2 separate regions of the Mus musculus genome follow, and region 2 is linked to region 1. The links are chromatin loops, found by intact Hi-C in ENCODE. Cell type or tissue: gastrocnemius. All regions are shown on one strand. Each heading gives the region's core, and the rest is flanking DNA. Links, peaks and the distances in the headings are about the cores only.

Evidence for each region. Peaks named below come from ENCODE experiments on the same cell type or tissue, not always from the same donor. Only the 100,000 strongest peaks of a DNase experiment are listed, where the experiment ranks them.
Region 2: it touches region 1 in a loop (10-fold over the local background); 39 of 42 quality-filtered maps call a loop at or near these places.

The regions. Positions count from the first base shown.
Region 1 is chr5:54,111,576-54,116,575 of GRCm38, forward strand. It overlaps Stim2 (stromal interaction molecule 2), which reads left to right. Exons shown (of 12, transcript NM_001081103.2): 11 at 4,344-4,617. Among named protein-coding and RNA genes, the nearest start is that of Stim2, 120 kb to the left of the region's middle. In gastrocnemius, for the core only: a CTCF peak has its summit at 1,907 (motif pointing left); a DNase peak (open chromatin) is centred at 1,903; H3K27ac peaks cover 3,339 bases.
Region 2 is chr5:53,868,234-53,876,546 of GRCm38, forward strand. It overlaps Tbc1d19 (TBC1 domain family, member 19), which reads left to right. Exons shown (of 21, transcript NM_144517.4): 14 at 4,020-4,104; 15 at 6,654-6,698. Among named protein-coding and RNA genes, the nearest start is that of Gm40305, 55 kb to the right of the region's middle. In gastrocnemius, for the core only: a CTCF peak has its summit at 3,874 (motif pointing right); a DNase peak (open chromatin) is centred at 3,884.

The DNA of each region.
Region 1 (5,000 bases), core at 1-5,000:
ACATTCTTCTTTGCTACTTTTTAACATATTTTTCTCTTTTCCCCATACATTCTCACATATATTCTTTGTATGTGTGTTATATATTCTGTCTTAGAAATCTACCTGATCAAGAAGTATGGATACTTAATTTATATAACTTATCACATTTATATTTCAACAGTCGTCATATTAACTCATGGTAGGGCTTTGCTTTTAAGCATTACTTACCATTAAGTTAAACTGAGAGAGTCACATCAGAAAGGGGAGTACAGCTTTATGACTGCTGATGGTTATATCAGTGACATGCTGAACTCTGAGGGAAAACTGCAGGAGAAGGAAGTGTTGGGAGCTGGGTTTGGATGCTGGCTCTGCTGTAGTCAGTGCTTGACTCTTCTGTCAGCTTATGGTTTGTCCCATTCCCAAGGCTTTTCTTTCTTTCTTTCCTTTTTTTTTTTTTTTTTTTGGTAATATTTTTGTTTTGCTTTTCAGTGCATTCTTTTATTAATAGTGTTGCCCTGTTCTGCTTAACTCATGGAGAACTAAGTCTTTCTGTCTTCAGCAAAATTCAACTGTGCTTGTTTATGAAAACTTAGATGTGATCTGTATATGTGTATGTATCAAACATATATGCATGCACGTAAGATGTGCTAGTTGTTTTAAGATGAGCCTTGCTGTGTAGCTCAGGCTAGCCTCCTGCCTTAGCCTTCTGAGTATTAGGACTGTACTTGTACGCCAGCGTAATGTTTTTCTAGAATGTGAGTCCTTCGGAAGGGAGCTTTTGTATTAATATTTGTTATTAATATTTGTGTGTTAATATTGCGTAGTGTTGCGTGCTCTGCTTTTGTGTGTGTTAATATTGCGTAGTGTTGCGTGCTCTGCTTTTGTGTTTTACTTTGTAGAGAACAATCTTGGTAAGATAAAATTTGAATGCTTGAACTCCTGACTTTCTGCAGTTACAGATGTTTTCAGTTTACAGGTTTTTATATTAGAAATTATTCTTTACCCTTATTACCGCTTGCCTGGTCTATTTTTCCAATACTTAGGACTTCTTTTTTTTATCATGTCAATAGAATGAAGCTCTGAAGAGTGGAGAACTAACTCTGTTAGCTTAGTTCTTGGTTGACTGACATCTCAAACTATTAGATTTTGATGACAGTCAAGCCATCTTATCTGAGAATTTCCAGTTTGGCCTTTTCTGTTCAATGTTGCAGCTTTCCTGAGACTGTTAGAACAGTTCTGATTATACAAGAGAGTTGTGATCAAATCCAGCTCTTAATCTGACAGATAACTCCCGGTCAGTGGGACCGCTTTTGTCTTTTCCCTGGCTTTGAGTCTGTTACTGGCATAGTGGGGTGAGGAGGCAGTAACTCTCCCAGGGAGAGCATTGGCTTGTAAGTTTGGGGAACACTGGAAGCAGGAGACCTCATTTGTCTCCTTGTCTGGACTATGAGCTGGTGATGGTTGAGTTGCGTCTGTATTCAAGCTGGCTTGCAATTTGAATTTGTCTATTTGCTTATTGGCTTATATATGTGCTCTTATATAACACTGAAATCATAAGTGCATATTTATTTGAAAACTAAGCCTTTTAAAAATAGTTTTTCTTTAAAATATGTAATTGTTGAGAATCATAATTGTGCTTGAGGAAGATCAATTTCTTTAGTTAAATCTTTTTCTTGCCTTTTTAGAAGCACTTTTGGGAGTTTGGAAATGGCAAAACTTTATTTTTATTTACTTTTTTTTGATCCATTAAAAGAAGATACACTAAATGTGAATAATTGGCATATGTTTTAAATAACTGTGGTAATATACATAGACATTTATACTTGTAAGTGTGAAAAAGTACAAGAGCTGGTTTGAAATGTTATAGGAAGTTTTAGAAATTAATCTGATCGCTCATAGAATTGGAGAGCTGTGCCTCCACCTAGTGGCCACGTAGGGTGCTCCATTTTGCTTTGTAAGTCCTGAACTTTATAAAACAAAGGCTGTTAGCCTGAAGTGTACTATGGTAGGATGAAGGTGCTTCATTTAAGGATCTCTTTATTGGCTATGTGTTCCTTATGCTTGAAACAATGCCCAGTAAGCACACTTATTGAAGGTAAATCGCAAAGGAAGAGAGTCTAATACACATAATAAGACTGTCTGTAGTTTTACATGAAGAAACCCCAGAAACTGTTAGTTGATGAATAGAGGATGGAATTACTCCTCCTTCCCCAGGTTTTAAGTATCTGCTAAATCCTTTCAGAGTAGAATGTAGTAGTAATGTATTCCAAACTTCTCATAAAGCCCTTTGAACATTCTTAAGGTCACTGAAGCCTGTGCCCATCCACTACAAAAGTAAACAGGTTGTCTTACTTGTTTTTCTGAAATGAACCATATCATCTCTCTTTCCCTCTTCTAAAGTTGTGCTTTTCTAAAGCCCATTAGAACATGCTTCCTCTACATATGTAATATCTAATATATACCATTGCTGCATACTTACACCACCTACATAAGTATCATCAAATTATAGATATCATTTTTCAACTTCTTTGCTCAAAATGTGCTTCAGAGCTTTTCTGTGCTTATCCAAGTTAGATTTACTGTGATTGTTTAACATGAGACAACCGAAGCTTGTTTATATACTTAGTAACATGGGCTCTCTCCTTTCCCACTGAGATTCCTTGTATATTTTTCTTTTAAAAACAATAGTAGAAACACAAATTGTTATGTTATACATTATGCACAGCTCTAAGAATTTCTCTGGACCCTTTGAATGATTTTTGATCATTAGGCAAGGATCTCATGGCCAAATTGCCTTCAAAGGGGTTTTGTTTGTTTGCATACTCAGTGTTTATGAGTCCTGCTTCTGTCTCCTCACTCACACTTGGCATGATTAGTTCTGTAGCCTGGATGAATACGAAACAATACTGCACTGTTCCTAAACTCACTTCATCAATAGTTTGGGGATATGTAATGCAAATGTGCAGCCTGCTTCCCTCATCTGTTTTATCCTGAGGCTCTTACAAGGTTTGTTGTCCCACTCTGCTTCCCTCTGTCTTCCCTATCCCCTTCTATCACACTCTCACCACTTAGGGGCTTAACATAATGTGATTTAGAAACTCTTCATTTGGTGTTAGTCTTGTCTGCTGTGTTCTGATATGTGGGCTGTCACTCATAGCCATCATTTTGTTACATTTGCATTCATTATTTAGAAATAATTACCTGCTTATCATTCTGTTTCACTTTCTTTCCTTTTTTGTTCTTTTTTGAAAATATAGCATTGATTAGTATTTTGTTAAGCAAATTAGAAGAAAATATCCTTATTGACACTTTTACTGAAAAGTAACAGTTTAACTAGATAACGGTGTAGATTAATTTCATTCTGTATACTCTCCAAAGTGTTTTCAAGTTCCTGGTGAGAAATTTATCCTCAGTCAAATTAGTGTGGTTTCTCTTTAGGTAATCTCTAATTTCTGATTAGTAGGAGAATTATTTCATTTCTTGCTTTGTGGTTTCTTCATAATGTAATTGGCAAGACAAAAGGTCAGAGCAGACAGGAAAGGTCAAAACTCTTGATTGATTGAGTGTCAGCTGGATCCTAGAAATAAACTCATTCACTGTGATGATGATTGGATGGGTTGGCTAGAGCTGAGTCCTGGGGAAGAGAGCATTGGTGTGCAGCCTGAGGCCTGCTGCTGTCTGAGCCCATTTAATGAAGGCGTGCTCCTTTCCTGGTGCTGTGGCACAGGAAGGATGCCGCATGCATGACGAGCTAGCTTGAGAAGGTTGTTCTTGGGCTGCTTTAGTGTAGGAAAAGAAACAGAGGACCATTCTTTTGTTCCACCTGCATGGGTCTTAGATAGGCAGTAGACACAGGGAGACCTAAGACACAGGCTTCCTGAGGACCTGTGTTCAGGAAGCAAGCTTTGGTTTCAGCTGAGAGACTGTGTAGTCTTCATTTAAACCTTCTTAAAGGTCAGATAGGTTGTGATACGTCAAGACTATCCATTGATACTTTATACAGTGTTTTTCCTCCTGATCCAGTATGAGTGTTCATAAACATTTATCATTTCTTCTAAGTGTGTGATAGAGACTTTAAATCTAAGGGTTATTTTGAATAGCAGTTTAAGTTCTTTTTAATAGTGTTAGATTTTTTTTATAGCAAAACTACATTGGTGTTCATTTATTTTAGTTTTACTTCTGTTACCATTTTAATACATTTGTAATAATTTTTCCATTGGTTGTAGAGAAGGGCATTTGTTGATGTAGTTGCTTGAATAAACATTAAACCGATATTTTACATCAGTTCTCGTGTATACGTTTGGGAGAAGACAGTTAAGGGACATTGGTGGCTATGAGCATTTTCATTGGTTTGTATTTTTCAGGGACCGTGGCTAAACCTGCAGGATCTTTAGCCAGAAGCAGTAGTTTATGCCGCTCTCGTCGCAGCATCGTGCCATCCTCCCCACAGTCTCAGCGAGCTCAGCTTCCTGCTCATGCTCCTCTGGCAGCCCACCCTCGGCACCCTCACCATCCGCAGCATCCCCAGCACTCGTTGCCTTCCCCAGATCCAGACATCCTGTCTGTGTCAAGTTGCCCTGCTCTGTATCGGAACGAAGAGGAGGAGGAGGCTATCTACTTCACTGCTGAGAAACAATGGTATTGGCGTTTATCGTCATAAGTGCGGAGTGTGGGTCTGAGTGGGGCTGAGGGGGGACATGGAGCGTAGAGTGGCAGGAGTGCCACAGTGTATTTTGTGCATGCCACAGACTCAGTGTCTTCACATGACACCTGTTTGTGGACCCCAGTTCTGTATATCTGACGTGCATCTGGCCTGAGTGGGTTTTCTGCTCAGAGTATTAGAGGCTAAAATCAAGGTGCTGGCCCAGCTGATTCTTATGTGAGATCTGGAGTCCCCTTTGTGGTAGAATTCAGTTCTTTGTGCTTATATCACTGAGGTCTTATTTCTGTACCACTCTAAGCATAAGGTCGGTTTGTTTTCAGTTTCTAAAGGCAGTTTCGTTTGCCCAGGGCTTAAGAAA
Region 2 (8,313 bases), core at 1,366-6,365, 240 kb before region 1:
GATCATGCTGGTTTAGCAAAGTGGCTGTTATTGGTTCTCCTTCAAGATCTATGACTTCGTTAGGCCTAAGTAGTTGTCTAGGTTTTCAGTACCAGGCTTGATTTCCCTCTTCCTGAGCCTGCATTAAGTCCAATTAGACCTAGTTGGGTTTGAAGGCATATATTGTTCTCTTAGCATAATTGCGAAACAGATAGAGACCACTATAGCTGATCAGTTGTGGACCCTAGTCCCAACTGATATATCTAGAACATAATTCTTACAAATAAGGCTCAGGGATCATTGTGGAAGAGGGGGCAGAAAGTAAGAAACAGAGGAAGAGGAAGTTTACTGTGGGATTTTTGTCTAGAAATCTGTCAGAGAGGCTACATCCATGAAGTCCACCAATATGGCTGACTAAACATGACCCGAACAAGGACGACATCAGTAGACCTACTAACATGGAAGACGGATAGCCCACAAGGCTTCAACCCTAGATAAAAATCGTACAAGCAACTAAGGAATGCTAAGATCAGAAATATTTTTCTCTAGGGAAAAGTATACCAGCTGGTTATCCAATATCACAGGGTCGGCTCTGCAAACATACACATACATATGGATGGAGTAGGTTGTATTTATAGATTTAGGAATACACACACACACAAATAACGACAGTTAAAAAGAAAGAGGACATGAATTTGAATGAAATAAGATGAGGTCTATTTGGGAAGGATTGGAGAGAGAAAAAGACAGGAGAGAATGTTATAATGATATGATAATCTCAAAAATTGTAAATAAAATCAGCATACACAAGGAGATAAGATTAAAATTATGTAATGGTTCAATAACTGTCTTAGGGTTTCTATTCCTGCACAAACATCATGACCAAGAAGAAAGTTGAGGAGGAAAGGGCTTATTTAGTTTACACGTCCACACTGCTGTTCATCACCAAGGAATTCAGGACTGGAACTCAAGCAGGTTAGGAAGCAGGAGCTGATGCAGAGGCTGTGGAAGGGTGTTTCTTACTGGCTTGCTTCCCCTACCTTGCTCAACCTGCTTTTTTATAGAACACCCACAAGGGAACCTCCCTCCTTGATCACTAATTGAGAAAATGCCTTACAGCTGGATCTTGTGGAGGAATTTCCCCAACTGAAGCTGATTTCTCTATGATAACTCCAGCCTGTGTCAAGTTGACACAAAACTAGCCAGTACAATAACATTTCACAACTTTATGGTTGTTTAGAGCCCAAGATTTTGCTTATTGGAAAATACCCATTATATTAAAATGCTAAAATTAAAATTTTTCCTCAGTAGATGCCAACATTATTTTGAATTGGATTTACTAGAATTTTTAAAGTTGTGGTTCAAAACAAAACAAAACATGAAGTTTGTCACCTTATCCATTCCTAAGTGTGCAACCAATGACAATGATTGTCAGTATTGACAACCTAATATCCATTTTTTTATCCTAGAAAGGAAATGTATTTCTCAGCATAGCAGTATCTGTGTAATACCAGCATTTACTCTCTTATAGTAAGTTAGTTACATTAATGTTCCTTACTGTTAAGTGCTAAGAACATGCCCATTGATGCAAAGGCAACTGCTCCTACTGCTAGGCATATATACTCCATCTCCACAGCCCCAGAGCCTCCTCTCTCAACTAAGTTCCAACTGTTGCCTCCCGCTCCCAGGGTACTCTTCCCCAGTTAGCCTCTCAGTAAGTTTCTCAGGCTCTTTCAGTGTTTGGTCAGAGGGCACTTCTCAGTAGCCACTTTCTTTTTTTTTTTTTTTTTTTTATCTGTTTTCATTTTAATTGACAAATCATAGGATATTCTCTGATCAAGTTTTTTCCCTTCCAGATCAACTTCCCACCCACCCAACTCTCTCATTCTCATTGTCTCCTTCCCTCCTTCTCTCTCTCTCCCTCTCCCTCTCCCTTTCTCTCTCTCTCCCCCCTTTCTCTCCAAAACCAAACAAATCTGAAGTGACAATTAAAACAAAATTAAGCAGTGAAAACACTAGGCACACATGCTCAAAACAGAACCCATAAAAACACAAAATCAGAAGCCATGATATACAAGCTAAAGAGCAGAAGGACAAAAACAAAAAAAAACAAACAAAATAACAAAATAAAACAAAAACTGGAACAAACAAAGCAACATTAGACAAAGAAAATCTACAAAAATATGATTAAGTTTGTTTTGTGTTGGACATATACTGCTGGGCAGAGGGTCTACCCTTAAGTAGTATTAACATAGCCTGTGAGACTCCACTGGAGAAAGATAATGTTTCTTGGTAAGTGGCTATCGATTGGAGATAATTTCTTAGGAATGGGAGCTTTGTTCACTTCCCCCTTTCCACACTAAGATCCTGTTTTGCTTGATCCAGTGTTTAGATCTTTATCTTCTATTTATATCTAAGCTCTTAGAAAAACTATAAACACAGTTTGGAACCAGTATCTATTGATAGATTAATGAGCTAAATGTAGTAGGGTTGTCCCAGAGAGTTACTTTGTGCAATATGGAGGCTGCTATTCTCATAGCTTGAACTTATAGACTGCCAGGCCCTTCTCTGGGCCTCCTTTATCTTGCTCCATGCTTGCTACTTAATGCACCAGTTGATGTCATCACTTAGCACACTTGCTGTCTGTCACTTCCCTTCAGAGCTTTGTGTTTGTGTCTTTCTTTTGATGTACCCCTACTTCACCCTGAGGTTTGTGCTTCGTGTAGTAAGAGCGAAAGAAGGGAGCCAACTGATTTTTAGAAATCTGTGGATGTCCTCCAAAGAGTATTTCAGAGTGATAAGAATAACTTAAAAGGACGGCATGTTGAACAAGTGTAGGTCATAATTATAAAGTTCTATAAAGGTAAATAGAGAACAGTGGGGATTATTCAAAAATCCAGTGCTGGAGTATTTTCCAGAAATGGAGATATATAAAGTTTTAAGTTGAAGAAGCATGACGGTTGAGCATTATAAATATACAAATCCTAAATTAAATATATTAAGAGCCAAGAATAACGGAATATAGAGAATTAATAGCAATGTAGTAATAACTGTAGAGAACATTTTAATCGTGTGATATCCCAGGTGCTACTCTAAACACTTCCCATATACCAATTAATCCCCACAATACACTTTGATTGAAGCATTATTACATTCACCTTGCATATGAGAACACAGATACTTAGAAGTGCAGGCACTGGCCCTTGTCATTCAGTTAATAAACTGTGGAGCTCCAGTTTAAAGTCCAGCAAAATGTCTAGATGGACAAGTGCCCTGGCACAATGGGTTCTAATCCACTCCCCATTCTGTGCCCATCCCCTCTGCCTCCCACCCCACCCCAGTTTTTGTGGTATTTTTATAGACTCCTGGGTCTTCTAAATGTCCCTTCATCTTCCTAGGACTGGACTCCTGCCCTCAAATTTAAGGCTAGTGTCAGCAATTCAGTTTCTTCTATTGGGAAGCCCTGGTCCTGACTGTACCCTCTCTGTTTTAGCTCTTGATAGAGTTGCATGTGCCTTTGCTGGCTGGGACAGCCAGCTTCTACTTGTATTGGGAAAACCTTTCCTTTGCTGATGCCATCCTTATTAAGAATGGAGACCTCTCCTCATTCTTGGCATGCCCAGCTATGAACTGCACACCAATTAAGTCTGCTTTCAGTTTCATAGACCCCTCTGTGCTTGTGTGTGATTGCCCATGGGTACCTCAATGTAGTCTCATCTGTTAAGTTTCTCACATGTGATTTTCATTTCCAGATAAAACATAGGATAATTAGCACATAGTTAGCATTTTTTTGTTTGCTGCTTCAAAGTCTGGGGAGCAAATAGGGAAATGTATGAGAACGGGCAGCCTTCACATGGAGTCCCTCTGAGAACATTTAACGAAGGAGTGCCAATAGAGGGCGCTCTTCCCATTGCAAAGCCCAGCACTGACCTGAGCAGGTCTCCTCCAGCGCCACCTCCTTATTAAATTAAAATTAATTGAATTAGCATCAGTTGTTGGGTTGCAGTGCTCACTGTTGATTTTTCCAATGTCATGTTCAGGTGTTACTTTGCTTTTCACGGGATACGTCTGTACTGGGCCACTTTGCATACAACAGTGCTTCACCGCCGAAGTCATACATCAGAGGTAACATTTAAATAATTCTAAAGAGAAATTATTGAAGACTTTCATGATCATTCCAAGAACATTTGAATATTTTATATTGGTATTTCCAATTTTAAGTTGAAAATTATTTCTAATTTCTCTGCAGTCCTAATTACTGCCTTTCCTTTCAATGTCAGCACCCAGGCAGATCACAGAACCCTCTCCTGAAGTGACAGAGATTGCATTTCCATTGTCTTTTTGGTTCTTGACATCTCCTGCCTCCTCTGTCCCATTTGTGCCAAACCTGTTGTTTTCTTCTTCTTGCTACCCATAGCCATAGATTTATCTTTTCAGATTTTCTTAACTTTCTTTTAGTAAGTTGGTCTTTGAATTCTAGTTGGGCTACACTTAAACATTACGGTGTGGTAGATGTGCTACATTACCCCTTTATTCTATTCTTGTGGTCTCTCTACTGCGAGCTGCCTCAGCATGCCCCTGTACTATTCCAGTGTGCTGTCCTCCCCTGAAGACTGAGCTAGCCTCAGCCCTTCTCTTCACTGGGCAGTCAATACCGCACACTAAAATCCCTTTGCCCTGCTGTGCTTGTGTGATGCCATTCTGCTGCTTCTATGAAGAATAAACATTTCTTCAGGATTTTATCCCTGCCTGCTTGGTGTACCTCTTGCCCTAGGACAGCCCAGTTTTCTTGTGTTGGAATCAGGCTCTTCCCCCCAATAAGGGGCTGCTTTGCTTCTGAAATGAATACATAAAAATTGCTTTTCTTTTTATCTAAGGAGGTTATTGGGCTAAGGAAATGGCTCAGTGGATAAAGTGCCTGTGGTGCAAACCTGAGAGCCTGGCTTTGGTTCCCCAGTGAAGCCAGGCAGAGCACCGTGCCTATAGCCCTAGCACTGGGCCCAGATGCTCACTAGCTGGCCAGCCTAGCTAAATTGTCAAAGAACAAGGTAGAGGGTGAGCTAGGAAGACAGCTGGCTTTGCTCTCTGGCCTCTACATGCATACACACACACACACACACACACACACACACACACACACACAAATATACGTACCCTACACACACCCTTCCATCTCATCCTGCACACAGAGTGATCATAAAATTTAATTGCCTAATGACCTAAACACCATCTTAACCTAGCTTTCTTTCCTTCCCTGATAATCTCACAATGTGCTATATTCGTAGTAGCCTTAGTGCACGAAGAGCTTCATATTCCATTACCACAAATTATAGGCCCTTGGTGGACCAGCCTATATGTCATGTCTACCAGTCTACCATCAGTTTCCCTCCCTTGACACAGAAACCCTTAAAGCCCATTTAACGAAGTCAGCAAATGTATTGCATTATTTGTGGTTTGGTCTGCATTGTAACCACTGGGTGGGTGGGGGCTGTGCCCTGTGTTTGCTGTGCAGTGTCTCAGTGCTGCTGCTGTGCTCAGTTGGGGGTCTCTTTCTCATCATTCCCTTCTTTCCTCACACAAAGACCAGCTCAGCGTGTCTCCACCTTAGCCTAAGATAGCCCCACTTTTTATTTTTATTCCTGGTTTCTCTCTTACACCCACTTAAAGAGAACCTTAATAATACATTTTAATTTAAATCCCAGTGCAAGAATGGATGTCTTTTTAATAACTCAGGGTTCTTAAGAATCCTGTTAAGGTGGAAGCCAGCGGTCTTGGTTAGGGTTTCCGTTGCTGCGATGAGACACCATGAGACACCATGACAAAGCAGCACGGTGAGGAAGGAGGGAGCCCTCTAGGGCTCATCTGCCTTATACTTCCATATCACCGCTCATCACTGAGGGAAGTCAGGCTAGGAACTCACACAGGGCAGGAACCTAGCGCCAGGACTGATGCACAGGCCATGGAGGGGTGCCCACTACTGGCTTGCTCCATGGCTTGCAGGGCCTGCTTTCTTATAGAACGCAGGACCACCAGCCCAGGGTTATCTCCACCCACAATCGGCTAGGCCTTCCCCCACTGATTGGTAAGGCTTGTCTACTTACACTCTGGTCACCATTTTTTCAGTTGATGCTCCTTTCAGACGACTCTAGCTTGGTAGGGTGATATGACATTATGAAGTGATTCAGTGGGAGATGGGAAGAGTGAGAAGCTGCGGAACAGTACAGACGGAGCTTTTATAGAGCATTCTGTTTTAAGTGGTTACCCTTTTTCTCTAATCATATCAACTCTGTTGGGAGTCAGGATATGGTTAATTTTTAACTCTTCAGCATATTTTCTAAAAACATAAGCTAATAGGATATGGCAAGACTTCAGACTTGCTTTAAGAAACAGGATTGTTAAATTTAGAAAAATAACTTTATGCTTATAAATTATTCTCCAGTACTTAAGACCATTTGAAAACATTGTCTAATCAATATTATTGAGTTTAATTGTTAAAAGGCTTTGCTGGTATCAGACAACTGGCTGACAGATTTTCAACTAATTCCATATCCTGAAATGAAATGAAGTTGAACTATGGTTATTTTAAAAATTCCATTCATTATCCGCTACTTATTTGGACATTCACAGAATGTTGCTTTTTGAAACTTTACTGAGTGTATGGCTTTCCCTTACAGGAAAACTAGGATTAGAAGAATATGCTGTTTTCTATCCGCCCAATGGTGAGTGATGCTTCTGCTTCCTCTGGAGGGAAATGGAAAAGTAACAGCTTTTGTACTGGGGATGTAACTTTCTCATTCTGTCCTGAAAATGAACACAAATCATCATCTAAAATAACCCTTCCTCCTGGGAAAGGTGGATTTTAGTGCCTTGCTCTATGTTTGTGTAGTTTAATGCCAAATTGTGCACATCTCCAGCTCTACTTAGGATCAATAGAAGATTTGTGAGAAGCTGAGTCAGCGTAAATGCCCACCTCTAAGACATGCGGTTTTCCTTGAGGAACACTAAGCAGTTCAACTAGAACCTTCTCGTTGTGTCATTGGCACAGCACAGGAGTGGGGGGAACAGACTGCCCTGTGTTGCAGTTAGTGTCTTTATAGGTGGCCAGTGTGGCATTTATTAAGTAGGGAGATTGTGAAGAAAATCCTTGACTTGCTGAGAAGTGATATGACCCTGTCTTTACTCTTAGGCATTCACTGTACAGGTCTTTTAGTGTGCTTACACAGGCAGCAGATAACACCCTTGTCCTGATGGTATTAATCCACACCCGGTACAACTTTTGCTTTAAAGGAGTTAAGAACTTGGGCATTGTAACTCAGTGGATCTGGGTTCAGATCCAAGCTCTGTCAATTTACCCCCTGCCCTCGGTAAGTTACACAGCTTCCCTGACCTTGAGTTTCATTAACTTAGCATGTGAATAATGATCACATGAGGCATGTTATGAGACTCCAGAACAGGGCTTCACTTTGAGTCCAGGAAGTGCAGCCATGATGATGGTGTTTAGCAGTATTGGGCAGTCTGAGAGCCGGGTGTGTCCTGCCTGCTCCGGCTCTAATTATAAAAATTTCTCTCTAGTTCTAACCTCTTCCACGATTACCTCAAACCTAATGTGGCCCAACTGGGCATATATATTTTCCTGTGCCCCTCAAGAGAAAAACAAAATAGCAAGCAGACAACCTGTCTCAGTCAGCTGCCATTTTCCTCTACCCAGTCACTCAAGCCCTGAACCCTGGAAGTCATGATAGAGTTGTAGATGGTGCAGGCTTGCTCCACCCCATCTATGTCTTGTGCCTTTTGCTTTCTTTTGGGGTCGTCTTTTTCTCACCCTTACCTACCATCTGATCTTGCCGTAGCCCGTGTGGGTGTAATGACCAACTACATTGGTGCGTCCTCCCTATCTTTTCTAGTTTTCTGGGTTTGCCTCTGTCGTTCTCAGTTCTACATCCAAAATGAAAACCGGAAAATTTCCATTTTTCTTAAAGTTCCTTAGTGCTGCTGGAAAGTTTAATGCCCAGGCTTCTCAGTGTGACATGCACAGGGGGACCCCTGGAGTCTCACCGGTGCCATACAGTCTACTACTACCTAGCTTCATAAATCACCATCTCCCACCTCACTGTTTAAATTTAACATCAATATCCAACTATTCTCCCTGAGCCACAGACACTGACACCGGCACTGTGTTACCTCATTGGCCTTATCTGCAGACTTAGCCAAATCCCAGTTTGGGAATGGATGCTACTAATATCTTACAGCACACAGAACAACCTCATAACAAAATGAGGGAAGGCTCTTGAAAACAATAATAAAAATATATTCCTTTAAATCTCTTTGCAAGCA